2 separate regions of the Homo sapiens genome follow, and region 2 is linked to region 1. A link is a contact called in ENCODE Hi-C or POLR2A ChIA-PET data. All regions are on one chromosome and are shown on one strand. Each heading gives the region's core, a stretch centred on a gene start or an enhancer-like site at or near the end of the contact. The rest is flanking DNA. Distances are from core to core; before and after follow the strand shown. Region 1 holds the start of FGFRL1 (fibroblast growth factor receptor like 1). Region 2 overlaps RNF212 (ring finger protein 212).

Region 1 (5,713 bases), core at 1-2,500:
CCTGGACTGCAGGTACGAGTATGAAAGTGTTTGCAAGACCAGGAGCATGTCCTGGGGAGCCAGGACTAAAGCCCACCTGGCCAGCAAGCACGCATGAGGGGAACCCCTCCAGCCAGCTAGGGGAGCCCCGGTGGGTGCTGTGGACAGCCCATGGGTGAGGGGGCCCTGGAAGGAAGGGGGCCTGGCGAGCGGGGCGGCAGGGGCGGGGCATGGCGCGTGCCAGGCGGGCACTGTGGCAGGGTTCAGGGCCGGGCGGGAAGGGGGCGGCGCTGGCGGAGGCCAGGCTGGCCGGGCTGGGCGCCAGAACTCACCTCGGGCGGCGGCGGCCGGCGGGAAGGCCCCCAGCAGCAGCGGCGGCAGCAGGAGCAGCAACAGGGGGCTCGGCGTCATCTCGGCCTGTCCGGACCTGGGGACATTGGGGGCGCCGTCACTAACACGTGGAACTGGGAGATACCGCCCTCCCCGGTCCCGGGCCGCGGGGATCAGGGGTCTGGCCGCCCTCCCCACAGGCCCTCCCCGCCCGCGCTCCAGGCGGAGGAAGCCGCAGCGGGGAGAAGCTGTGGGTATCAAAGGCAGACAAAGGGTTTACACTAATTACCGGGCTCCCCCGCCGCCCCCCCTCTCCAAACACCGTCTGGATTCCTGGCGCTTGTAACTCCGGCCCTGCCCGCAGGACACACAACACTCAGCGCCCCGCAGATAATCGCCTGCGCCATTAGCGGACAAATTTGCGCTGGGGGGGGCCCACGTGGGGCGCGGGGGCGGGGGCGGGGCAGGCCGGGGGCCCGCAGGAGCGGCGGCGGCGCGCATGACCCGTGCCCAGCTGGGGCCCCGAACCCGCCCCTCCCCGCCCCCGCCCCGGACCCCCGCCCTCCCCCGTGTGCCCACCTGGGGTCGCGGCCGCGCGCGCGGGGGGCTCACCTCGGCGGGGGGCTCAGCGGGCGGGCGGCGGGGTCAGGGCCGGGCCCGCGGCGTGCGCTCCGCGGTCATCGCCGCCCCGGGCGCCGCATCCCGCCGCCCCGCGCCCCCGGGCCCGGTCTCGGGGCGGGGCGGCGCTACCTGGGCGCGGGCGGCTCGGGCCGGGTCGGGGTCCGGGCTCGGGCGCTCGGGGCGCGGGGTCCCGGACCGGGCAGGCGGCGGGGGCGAGTCCGCGGGGCCGGGGGCCGGGGCCGGGATCCCGGGGCGGCGGGGCGAGGGGCCCGGGGCGCCGCGCCGCGAGGCGTCCTTCCCTGCGGGGCTTTGTCAACTCTCCCGGAGCGAGCGCCGAGCCCGGACCCCCGACCCGCCCCCGGCACAACTTCCGGCCAATCCGCGCGCGTCAGCCCTCCCCCGTGCCCCGCCCCGCCGCCAAACTTTTCCCCAATCCGCGCGCGCACACCGCCCCCGCCCCGCCGGGCTCCCGGCCTTAACCCTCGCGGTGCGGACGTCCCCGCGGGCGGGCGGCTTCCCCGGGTCCGGCCCCGCCCCCGCCCCCGCCCCGCCCCAACCCGAGCCTCGCCGCGCCCCCGGCCCCGCCCGCGCGCCCTTGGTCCCCGCAGGCTCCTAGGACCGGCCAGGAGCCGCCGCGCCCTCCCCATACCTGCGCCCGCGCGCGCCCGGGTCGGGTCCTCAACTCTCGAGACACCTCCGCGACCCCCAGAGCAGGCTCCGGCCCTGCCCGCGGCAGTCTGACCTCTGCGCAGCCCCGGGCCGGGCCCAGACCGCTCTCTGGTTGCTCAGAAGGGGGCGGACTGGACGGCCGCGGGAGCTTCGAGGCTTCCAGGTCTGCGCCCCGGGGGGTCTTCGGGAGCAGAAGGGAGAAGCAGGGCCTCGCCCAGCCGGAGCTGCTGGGGACGGGGTAGGGGGGGACGGCCGCGGCGATGCAGGCAGGGGTCCTCCCCGGGGCGTTCGGGTTACCTGGTGCCTTTGGCCAAAGGTATGTTCCCACCTGAGGCCTCCCAGCCTCTCACCTGCTAGTGACGGGAATGACAAGAACATTAATCATCGTAATAGACGTCAACATGCGATTCAATCTCCGCTACCGGGCAGGCGGCCCCAGGAGCAGATGAAGAAACGGAGGCGTGGAGAAGACAGCGCCCAGCTCTTCGCGGCTCTTCCTCCACACGCCTCGCCTGCCGTCCCTGCCCAGGGCCCAGCACGCAGGGCTCCCAGGCCGCACCTCCAGCCGCCCCATGGCCTCCCCTCATCCTGCCTCCCAGTCTTGCAACACAAACCTCACGGCCTGCCCACATCCCGCCTCACACCCTCGACTCCGCGGAGTCACCATCCCAGCACCTCCTCCATCCCCCAGAGCAGCCTCTCTTTCTGGGGCCTGAAGCCCCCTCTTCCAGGAAGTCCTCCCAGGAAAGGCTGAAACTGGAGAGGCCTGGCAGCCGGTGTCCCCAGGCCGAGGAGAGCTAGGCGGGGCGTGGGGGGCGCCAGCTGTCAGGGTGTGGGACTCCTCAAGGCCCGAACTACCCGGCCGTCCCAAGGTGCTGGTTCCCAGCCCAGCGTCCTCCACCCCAAATCCCGCGTCTGGGCCAGCGTGGGCGTCGCGAGGGCGGATGGAGGTGCGCTCGGACGGCCCATCCTGCCCCCGCTGGCGCAGCCGCCGCTGTGCACCCGGGGAAGGGTCCAGGGACCGCCGCGTGGTCCTCCCGGCGGGAGAACGTCCTGCGCCGCCGCCGCGGCCCTGTCCCACAAGGAGCCAGCAGCGCCGGGGCCCACCTGCCGCCCTCCCGGCCGGAGCTGCAGTCACGGACAGGTGGGTGGGGCGGTCTCACGCCCGTGGGAGAGCGGCGCTGAACTTCCCGGACAGCTGGCGAGGAGGCAGCGCTCCCACAGATGTGCGGGCTGCCGGACACAGGTGCGTGGAAAGGGGACAGGTGTGCGGAAACGTGGCTGCGAGCGTGCAAAGTATAAGCAGGGAGCGGACAGGCCGGCAGGTGCCGGCCCCCGAATGAGCGGGCAGTGGGAGGGGCACGGGCAGCGTCGCGGCCCCTGGCGGGCGGGGCCGGGACGGGGGGCGGGGCCAGGGGCGGAGCGGCAGACGGGGCGGGGCCCGAGGCGGACAGGGGCGGGGACGGGGAGGGGGCGGGGCCTGGCCGGGCGGGGGCGGGGCCCGGGCCTCCCGCGCCGGCACGCGCTGCCCTCTGGCGGTGGCGGCGGCGCCGGCGCGGCAGCTCCCGAGGCGTTTTTCCTCGTCTCCTCGCCCCGCCCCGCCCCGCCCCGCCCCGCCCCGCCCGCCACGTCCCAGCCCGCGGCCGGCCCAGGCCCCGTCCTCAGGCAGCCCCCCGCCCCTCGCCCACCCCCGGAACAGGGACTGGGCCCTCCCCGCTCCCACGGCCCTTCGGGTCAGGCAGCGCGGAGCCGAGGGGCCGGCGCAAGCACGTCCTGCCCCTTAAAACTGAAACGGGGCGGTCAGCCACCCTCGGGGTCTCAGGCCCCATCCTCAGCCAACCCCATGGGGTGACCGCGGGAAGACAGGTTCTTGTAGCCACCTACCCAGCCCCGGTGAGCCCCAGGCGCGCAGGTTCGCTAGCACGGATCCTCGCTTGCCCGCGACAGCACCTGCCCCGGGGCAGAAGAGGCAGGACTGGGGGAGAGCCGGGCAGGCCTCACAGAGGCGGCATCTCAGGAACAGCAGGTGTAGGGACTGACAAGGACAGGCGGGTGGAGGAGGCTTGGCAGAGAATGGAGATGCAGTAACAGTGACTTACACACTCTCAGCTGCAGCAACCAAAAAAATAGGTGTGAAAACAGCACGTAAGGCACTGGGCTCACGAAACCGAGGACCGTGGTGCTGGAGAGAGGGGAAGCGACCCGGCAGCGAGGACAGTCCCGCCCACTGCCCAGGCCGGTGCAGAGAAAACCCAGGCAGCCACCGGCGTCTCCCTCAACTGGGAAGACAGAGGTGGCCAGGCAGGGGCTGGAGTTCACAGGTGCTCCAGAGTGCTGGAGAGGAGGGGGCTGCACCGAGAAGCCCAGACACCCACAGAGGGTCTGCCTGGAGGCTTCAGCTAAGCACAGATCAGTGCAGGAGCGTGAAGAAAACACTCAAGGCCAGGGAAAGACCCACCCAGGATCAGAGCCCATGCAGGGCTGGGAATAGTGCCTGTGCTCAGCAGCCAGAGTGGGGAAGCATCGTTAGAGCAGGAAGAAGTTCTCACCCCGTAGTAGGGAAGCATCAACACGAGACTAAATACAGTTCAGGTCCCACCAAACACCACTGAATAAGAAGACCCAGAGCCAGATGTGGGGGCTCACACCTGTAATCCCAGAACTTTGGGAAGCCAAGGCAGGCAGACCAGTTGAGCCCAGGAGGTCGAGACTAGCCTGAGCAACACGGTGAAACCCCATCTCTACAAAAATCCAAAAAGTCGCCAATGTGGTGATGCGTGCCTGTGGCCCCAGCTATTGGGGAGGCTGAGGTGGGAGAATCACTTGAGCCCAGGGGGCCGAGACTGCAGAGAGCCAAGATCACACCACTACACTCCAGCCCGTGCGACACAGTGAGACCCTGCCTGAAAAAAAAGGACCACACAGTTTCCAAGTAACTTGATCACATTCGAGAAACAAATGCAAAGATATGTATAGGTTTACAAAAATATCCAGCACCAAACAAGGTAGAATACAAAATATTGAATATCCGGGAAAAACAAAAAACAAAAAAACAGGCATGAAAAGAGGCAGGACATTATGACCCATATGGAGAGATGGGAAAAATCAATCAAAATTGACCTGGGGCCGGGCACAGTGGCTCACGCCTGTAATCCCAGCACTCTGGGAGGCCGAGGAGGGCGAATCACTTCAGACCAGAAGTTCACAACCAGCCTGGACAACATGGTGAAACCCCATCTCTACTAAAAATAAAAAAACTAGCCAGGCGTGGTGGCAGGCAACCTGTAGCCCCAGTTACTCAGAAGGCTGAGGCAGGAGAATCACTTGAATCCGGGAGGTGGAGGTTGTAGTAACTGACCTGGAAATGACAAAGGTGACAGGGCAAGTAGAGGAGAGCACACACATGCTTATGCTGTGACCATGTTCCATATGTTCAAGATGCTGGAGGTGACAGGGCAAGTAGAGGACAGCACACACATGCTTATGCTGTGACCATGTTCCATATGTTCAAGATGCTGGAGGTGACAGGGCAAGTAGAGGACAGCACACACATGCTTATGCTGTGACCATGTTCCATATGTTCAAGATGCTGGAGGTGACAGGGCAAGTAGAGGACAGCACACACATGCTTATGCTGTGACCATGTTCCATATGTTCAAGATGCTGGAGGAAAGGAAAGACAATATGTTAAGTAAAGACGGGGAAAAAAGCCTCAAATCGTACTTCTGGGGATGAAAAGTAGTGTCAGAGAAATAATACACGAGATGGGATTAATGGAACACTGCAAAAGAAAGGATCAGTGTGGCTGGGCGCCGTGGCTCACACCTATAATCCCAGCACTTTGGGAGACCAAGGCAGGTGGATCACCTGAGGTCAGGAGTTCAAGACCAGCCTGGCCAACATGGTGAAACCCCATCTCTACTAAAAATAGAAAACTTAGCTGGGTGTGGTGGCGTGTTCCTGTAGTCCCAGCTACTCAGGAGGCTGAGACAGCAGAATCACTTGAACCCAAGAGGCGAAGGTTGCAGTGAGCCCAGATCACACCACTGCACTCCAGCCTGGGTGACAGAGCAAGACTCCGTCTCAAAAAAAGGATCAGTGAACTTGAAAACAT
Region 2 (7,922 bases), core at 2,341-4,840, 71 kb before region 1:
ACATTCTGATTCAAGGTTTAAGAAATTTAGAGGGTCACATGTCACTCAGCATAGCCTGTCTGATAACAAGAGGTTGTGTAATTATGTTTAGATTTCTAGGTTGGAAGAATCCCTTAGGAAGTCAGTGCTGCAGATAGAACAACTACAAAGGTAAGGCGCCCCACCCCCCGTGAGTGCGCAGTCGAGGCACCCACTGCCATGTGCATTGGTCGTCTGGCTCTCCAAGATCAAGAATGAAAGATGACTGCAGATGCAGAGGGAAGAGCTCGTTCATTTACCAGAAACTTTCATCAGAGCAAAAATGCTGTGGGAAAACCGAAGGGAAGAAGGGAGACAAAAAAGAAAAAGTGAAAAAGAGATGAATGGTTTCCCCTTGGGGCAGGTGCCCCAGTGATTGCTGAGGCAGTGGGAGGGGCCTGGGAGAGCAGCAGGTGCCCCCGGCCTCTCAGAGTGACCCAGCACAGGTGGGGTGGCCCTGCAGCCAGGGACTGCGGGACTCCACCTGCAGCCTGGCTGCCTGCTTTCTGCCAGGAGTCGTAGCCGTTTGCGAAAGGTACATATATGTGGCATGTTCTGTGTATAAAGGCACTGCTGTGAATGGGTGTTGCATCTTAGGAAGAAACATCCAGAGTTGCTAGGATTAACCAAAATGGGGACTTAAAGCATTACATTTCAATATCTGGAAAATCTAGCCATTTGAAACCCTCCTTTCTTGTACATTTTAGCTCATCCGTGCTTTTGCCGTATTGCATCTGTTCTGAATACAGTTTTACTGCATTCCATTTCTGGAATTTGGAATCAATAACAGGCCAGAGTTCAGTTACCACAGTCATACACAGATGTGGCACATATTACGCTCAGCAATGCCTTAGATTCTACGAGACGCGTTGAATAGTCACAAGCCCCCGTTTGCTGGCTGCTACTAACATGGAGGTCGAGGAGTCAGGAGCCCTGTCTGCCTCCCATTGGCTGTGTGTGTAGGGGTGGGTGAGCCTCCAGCGTGTGTGCAGGTGCCCACCTCCCTGCTGTGTCAGGCAGCTGAGCATGGCATGGCCTCACTGGGGCCGTGGGGCCTGTGGGAAGCTGGTGACGCCAGTCACACTGGCTGGTGGCCTTGCTCCTGACACGAGGTTCTGATTGCCTCTGGTGAAAAGGGATTCTTTCCCCTGTCGTTATTTTGGGTTCTAAGAGTTGCCATGGGCTTGTGTTGTGAAGGGTGTGTTCCAGGCATCAGCAAGCAAACTCCAGGCCAAATCCAGCCTGCAGTGTATTCTCTTCTCCTTCCTTTCCTTCGCTTTTTTTTTTTTTTTTTTTTTTTTGAGACAGGGTCTTCCTCTGTCACCCAGGCTGGAGTGCAGTGGCGTGATCTCAGCTCACGCCTCAACCTCCCAAGGCTCAGGTGATTCTGCTGCCTCTGCCTGCCAAGTAGCTGGGACCACAGGCACGCACCACCACACACAGCTAATTTTTTTATTTTGTGTGGAGATGGGGTCTCACTATGTTACCCAGGCTAGTCTTGGACTCCTGAGCTCAAGTGATCCTCCCACCTCAGCGTCCCAAAGTGCTGCAATGACCGATGTGAGCCACTGCACCCGGCCACAATGTATTTTCATGTAGCTGCCAAGCTGACCATGGCTTTTACATTTCTAGAAGATTGTAAACGCATTGCAACGGAGACCTTATGTGGACAGCAAAGCCTCCTACATTTACTAGCTAGCCCTTTGCAGAAACATTTGCAAATTCCTCCTTTAAAGCATCACAAGAGGAAAGGCAGATACTTAAAATGCATCAAAGGGGCCAGGCGCAGTGGCTCACGCCTGTAATCCCAGCACTTTGGGAGGCCAAGGTGGGCAGATTACCTGAGGTCGGGAGTTTGAGACCAACCTGACCAGCATGGAGAAACCTCATCTCTACTAAAAACAAAACACAATTAGCCAGATGTGTTGGTGCACACCTGTAATCCCAGCTATTCAGGAGGCTGAGGCAGGAGAATCTCTTGAACTTGGGAGGCAGAGGTTGCGGTGAGCCAAGATCATGCCATTGCACTCCAGCCTGGGTAACAAGAGCAAAACTCCGTCTCTCAAAAAAAAAAAAAAAAAATGCACAAAATGTGGAATTACTTTCATTTTTTTCCTTGTTGGTGTATAATTTTCTTTCATTCTGTGGATTCGTGTTTTGCATCAGTTCTGTAAAATTCCTGCCCATTATCTTTTCAAGTAGTACCCTCTGCATCCCCAGCCACAACCTGCAGCTCCCCACCCTCGACGTCAGCCTCTGCTGTGATCTCCGTCGTCTTAGGCCACCTGGTCACATGCTGGGTTGCTTCTTCCAGCTCCCTGATTTTCAGGTTAAGCCAGTGAACCCCACTGAGTTTGTTTGTTTGTTTGTTTGTTTGTTTGTTTGTTTTTGAGACAGAGTCTCACTCTGTCACCCAGGCTGGAGTACAGTGGCACGATCTCAGCTCACCTCAACCTCCGCCTGCCGGGTTCAAGCGATTGTCTTGCCTCAGCCTCCTGAGTAGCTGGGATTACAGCCCCACCACGCCTGGCTGATTTTTGTATTTTTAGTAGAGACGGGGCTTCACCATGTTGACCAGGCTGGTTTCGAACTCCTGACCTCAGGTGATCCGCCCACCTCAGCCTCCCGAAGTGCTGGGATTACAGGTGTGAGCCACCACACCCGGCCCCCATTGAGTTTTTGTTCTGTCCATTACAGTTAACATTTTGAGAACATTCCTGCTCATTTCACCATTTGGAAAATAGTCCTTGCTCATTGTTGCATCTTCGTCTTTTATGTAGTCATTTCACAGGCAGCCTTTTTATTTTCCTTACCTGATATCCTCAGGAATCCAAATCTGCCTTCTTTTCTTCCACTCTCGCTGGAGGGAGGTATATTTCTGCTGATCTCTGGTGAGGTTGCACAGGCCAATCCCACTCTCTACATACCTGGTATCGCCTGCATTTTCCTCCAGAGAGGATTCCCATGTGCTCTGCCAGCCCAGCTGACCCGCCCCAGACCGCTGCGCCCCCGACCCCGTCTTGCCCGGCCTCACTGTGGTGGCGTTCGTGCCACCCACTTTTGTTGTCATTGTTGTTTTTGTCATCATCCTCTTGCTCCCACGAAACAGTGCATTTTAGAGTTGTCTGGAATCAGGAGCAAGTGCCCTTCAGAGGAGCCAGGCCACGGCCCTGCCAGACGCAGAAGGCTCAGGTACTTCCGCCCACCACAGTCAGCCACGCAGCAGCCAGTGTTTACTGAGCACCAGGTGCATTCTCAGCACTGTTCTGGGGGCTGGCAATTCGGAGTAAGCCAAACACGCCCAGTGCCCGTCCTCTGGGAGCTTCTGTGTGGGGAAGAGGAGGCAGAAAGTGAACTTGTATGTCGGGCCGGGACACAGGCTGTCAGGATAAGTGACTCTGGGTGAGGATGTTGAGGGGCAGTGCCAGGGCAGGCTCTAGGAGGTGACTCAGAGCGGAGGCCCCAGTGGTTGAGCTGTTGTGCAACTGCCTATTCCTAGCTGGCTTGGTCCCAAACTGAAACTGCTGAGGGCAGACTGTTCGTATCTCAAAACCCAGCCAGCATAGACGGGCACTCGGTGCCAGGAGACAGCCCCACCCCTCATGTGCAGTCATGCACCTCAGTGTGTCCACAGAAACAGACACGCTCCCCCAGTCTTACGTGTGCATCTCAGCATGTCCACCAGGCCCTGTGAGGCAGAGAGGACCCAGGTGCAGCAGCCTTCTGTGGCCGGGAGTCACAGGGCACAGCAGGTGGTCTCTGCTACTGGCCATCGTGGAGATCAGTCCAGGGTTGCTAGACTGGAAAACGTGACCAAGTAACTTGTCCATATTTCTCTTGCTGGCCTGTTTTTCTTTCTTTTCTCTTTTCTTTCCTTTCCCTTTCCCCTTCCTTTTCCTTTTTTGAGATGAGTTCTTGCTCTGTCACCCAAGCAGGAGTGCAGTAGTACAGTAGTACAATCACAGCTCACTGTAGCCTCCAACTCCTGGGCTCAACCAATCCTCCCGCCCCTGCCTCCCAAAGTGTTGGGATGATGGACATGAGGCACCATGGCTGGCCTCTTAGTGGCCTTTCAAAGCTGGTGCGTTAGTGGCTCCTGTTGTCAGGTCTTAATTTCACACCTTTAACACCCGCAGTGGCCATGTGCTGAGTGACAGTTGCAGTTGTAAGAGCCAGTGATGTAAATGGCAGTGGGGTGTTGAGTTCACTTGGCTTCAGCGCTAGGGAGGAGCAGGGCCGTGCGACTCACAGGACGCTATGGGAACTGCTGAATTCATGTGAAATGCCGTTTGCAAACCCAGTAAGAACATTTCACTGATTCAGAGCCTTCTTACACTTTCAGTTGGGATGACCTGGGGGGAAGTCAGTTTTTATGATTTAATTCAATACCTTTTCTCCATCTATTTAGTATGAGATCATCACAACAAACAGCTTTCAGCACAATAAAAAGTTCAGTTTCAAGTAAGTAAAATCATGCCAGAAAGAGAACAAAATAGAGATGCATGTTGCTGAGTCACACTGTGTGCACTGACGCTGGCATTTTCGTCATCACTCTTCCAGCAAAACCACACGGATGCCTGCTGCCACCTCACTCATCAGCCCCCGACAGGTGTGTGGGTTGCTTGCAGAAATCACAGGACCTGCAGGTCTTTCCGATTCTGCACCTGCCTTCCCATCCCAACCCCACCCCCTCTCCAAGCCCCCAGATTTTGCTAATCCATACAGTTGACTGGACATGAACTCATTTTGGTACTTATTTCATCTCCCTGCGAGGCTCAGGTCCCAAACTAAGTGTGTGATCCAGGTGGCCAATCAGAGCACTCCATCCTGCAGCGACAGTGATTGGTTTGGGAATGATCATGTGACCCAGTGTTCTGCGTGCCCCCCGCTCAACTGGCGTTCCAGTGCCCGGCAGCTGACAGCCCTGCCCTAACAGGAAATTAAGGGGCTGACCTGGTGTGCCTTATATGGAATCCTTCTTTCACCTGGGGGATGGCCTGAACCCATTACCCAACCCATGGCTGGGGGTCCCTCACACAGGAAACGTTCATACTGGCACATGTCCTGTGGCTTGTGTCTGCCCCATCTCCAGGCTATGCCTGCCTGGCCATCACTCTGGCACAGGGAGCCCAACCTCATGTTCCCTCCAGCATCCCAGAGAAAACCCGGCCTGGGGTAGCTCCTAGCTCTTCAGATGGAAGGCACAAATTCAGTCCACCCCTGTGATAGGAAACACATTCAGATTTATTACTTACAGGTCCTGGACAGGGAGGGCGCCTGTGGGGAGGACAGTGCTCTGTCCACAGGTAGCAAGAGGCAGGAAAGAAGGCTCAGGCAGAGAGGGGTCTCGTGGGCCAGCACCTTTATTGGGGCTCAGGGCGTCATCCAGGCAGGTTTCCCGTGAGGAGTTTTAATTGGTGGGTTTAGAGCAGGCAGGCACAAGCTCCACGGGGTCCCGCTGTGACTGAGGGCATCACTGTGGTACATCTGTACGGTCAATGAAGGGTGAGGGGTCAGCGGGGCCAGCCAAGTGGGTTTTGTCCACCCTCCCACAGGGAGGTGGCCACTGGGAGGCAAGTGTCCGGATGGACCACTCTGAGACACTGGGAGCGGGTGGAGAACTGGAAACTGTTGAAGGTGACTGAGCCCTGCCTCTGGTATGAGAAAGTTAAACCTGTCTTCAAAATGAGTGCTGAGGCCACCTAAAATTAGAATTCACTCCAGCCAGGCTGGACTAATTGGAGTCACCCCTGGGACTCTTGCTGGAGCTGTTGGAAAAGAGTGAGCCTCTTTCCGCAGAGATCACGAGCCATAAGGATGGCAGGGCTAGGAGGGGGCCAACGCAAAATGAATCCTATGATGTTTTCCTGTCTGCCTTTGGCAAATGAAGGAACTAGTGCGTACCGAGCGTGCACGGTGTGGTATGTGTGGCCAGGCAGTGAGTGATCACAGAAGTCAATTCGGGATCCCACTCTCAGAACGTCCTAGTCCAGCAGGCTCCAGGCAGGTGTTGGCAGAGAGAAGAGAAGGGGTTGTCTGGAGGGAGAAGCTGAGTGTGCAGAGGTGCAAGAGAGGAATGCCAGGGAGAGCCCAACCAGGGCGGGCCGGCCAGCGGCCTCTGTCCTGGAGAGGCTACATCCCAGTACAGACGGCGGGTGGCCCTAAAGAGGGAGGAAAATGGCAGTGATCAGATGCCTAAGTGGCTAAACTCTGGCCGCAGCATGAAGCTAGAGGAAGATTTAGACATTTACACATCATCTCGTCATGTGTGTATTTCAACTGACGTTGTTAGAGGTAAGTCCTGGGCTCACTCAAAGCCTTTCACTATGTGTTTAACAGACTGGAGTCGATGGAAGTTGATCTCTCTCCTTCTCCGATTAGAAAAGTAAGTGCATCTCTCCTGCTGAGTTCCTCTGTATACCAGACGTGTGGCATTTCCCATTTTCCTCAGTAGTGAAAAACGTAACCTCTCGTGCAACAGTAGACAGACTTTGCACAGTGCTGCTGCTTCGTGTGCTGGTCCCGTGGGTGAGAGGGGTGGGCTGTGGCTATAAGCTGGGTCATGAGAACGCTCCTGTTCTGCCTGAATGGCCAGGACTGCAGTTGCATCTGGAGAAACAAAAGCAAATGCGGACGAGGTGTTGGCAGGGTCCCATGCAGGTTCTGTGTTGTTCCTGTGTTGTTCCCGTACAGGTCCCATGTTGGTCCTGTGTTGAATCTATGTTGGTCCCATGTTGGTCTTGTGTTGACCCTGTGTTGGTCCCATGTTGGTCCTGTGTTGACCCTGTGTTGGTCCCATGTTGGTCCTGTGTTGACTCTATGTTGGTCCCATGTTGGTCTTGTGTTGACCCTGTGTTGGTCCTATGTTGGTCCTGTGTTGACCCTGTGTTGGTCCTATGTTGGTCCTGTGTTGACCCTGTGTTGGTCCTATGTTGGTCCTGTGTTGACCCTGTGTTGGTCCCATGTTGGTCCTGTGTTGACTCTATGTTGGTCCCATGTTGGTCCTGTGTTGACCCTGTGTTGGTCCTATGTTGGTCCTGTGTTGACCCTGTGTTGGTCCTATGTTGGTCCTGTGTTGGTCCTGTGTTGACCCTGTGTTGGTCCCGTGTTGGTCCTGTGTTGACCCTGTGTTGGTCCCATGTCGGTCCTGTGTTGACCCTGTGTTGGTCCTATGTTGGTCCTGTGTTGGTCCCGTGTTGGTCCTGTGTTGACCCTGTGTTGGTCCCATGTCGGTCCTGTGTTGACCCTGTATTGGTCCTATGTTGGTTCTGTGTTGATCCTGCGTTGATCCTCTGCTGGTCCCATGTTGGTCCCGTGCTGGTCCCTGTCAGTCTCTGTTGGTGTCAAGGAGAAAGGGCAGCAAAGTTGGTGGCCCTGGGCTTTAACTGCCTTCACTTGCTGTCTCATGAAATGACAAACAGTGCTGAAGAAGACAGTAGTAAACTTTGTCAGCCCAGGAAAAGAAATGGGTCAGAAAAGCCAAGGACTCTGGGAAACAGGAAGCAACAACTTCAAGCTGGAGAGAAGCAAGACCAGAGGAAACCTGCCCGGAACTCAGGGAGAGTCCAGGCCCGGCTCTCCCGTCGTCTGTCCTGGTGGGCAGAACTCAGCGCCAGATGTACCACATCGGCCACACACCAGGCAGCTCGGAAACGGGAGAGAGGAGGCAGTTTGGGAAGGACTCAGGGCAGAGTGAGCTGCACCCCATAGGAGGGATCAGGACTTGAGAAGCCTGTGGGGCAGGAGGGGGCCGAGGAGCAAAGGCAGGAAAACTGAGTGTGTTCTGGCGGCGGTGAATGCCTGTGTTCCACAGTGCCAGTTATTGGCTTATTTGATTTATGTGTTGCTTCGGGTTGTGCGACACAGTGTGGCTCATTGGCAAGCACTGTTCCGAGCCCTTTATA

What was found. A loop is a pair of places that touch in the nucleus more often than their neighbours do. ChIA-PET counts read pairs that join two places held with the same protein, here RNA polymerase II (POLR2A). Pooled maps may share reads with other maps.
Region 2: a map of mammary epithelial cell shows a loop between it and region 1 (8-fold over the local background). The contact joins the enhancer-like site here to the promoter of FGFRL1 in region 1. A Hi-C loop is called at or near these places in 6 of 168 maps with a recorded cell type or tissue (CD4-positive, alpha-beta T cell, MCF 10A, aorta and 2 more) and 15 of 50 pooled maps. POLR2A ChIA-PET finds 5 or more read pairs at or near these places in 2 of 52 experiments (MCF 10A and activated naive CD8-positive, alpha-beta T cell).

What each region holds. Positions count from the first base shown.
Region 1 is chr4:1,007,163-1,012,875 of GRCh38, reverse strand. It overlaps FGFRL1 (fibroblast growth factor receptor like 1), which reads right to left and starts at 1,250. Exons shown (of 7, transcript NM_001004356.3): 1 at 922-1,250; 2 at 312-406. The coding sequence starts at 390. RefSeq lists silencers at 509-578, 1,258-1,777, 2,608-2,677, 2,968-3,067, 3,318-3,427 and an enhancer at 2,295-2,927.
Region 2 is chr4:1,078,124-1,086,045 of GRCh38, reverse strand. It overlaps RNF212 (ring finger protein 212), which reads left to right. Exons shown (of 10, transcript NM_001131034.4): 5 at 92-150; 6 at 4,427-4,479; 7 at 4,579-4,627; 8 at 6,358-6,403. Among named protein-coding and RNA genes, the nearest start is that of RNF212, 31 kb to the left of the region's middle. Within about 2 kb of position 3,590, at least 7 of the 41 ENCODE cell types and tissues checked have a DNase peak (open chromatin) inside an H3K27ac peak, as active enhancers do; they include mammary epithelial cell, where a contact is called at or near this core.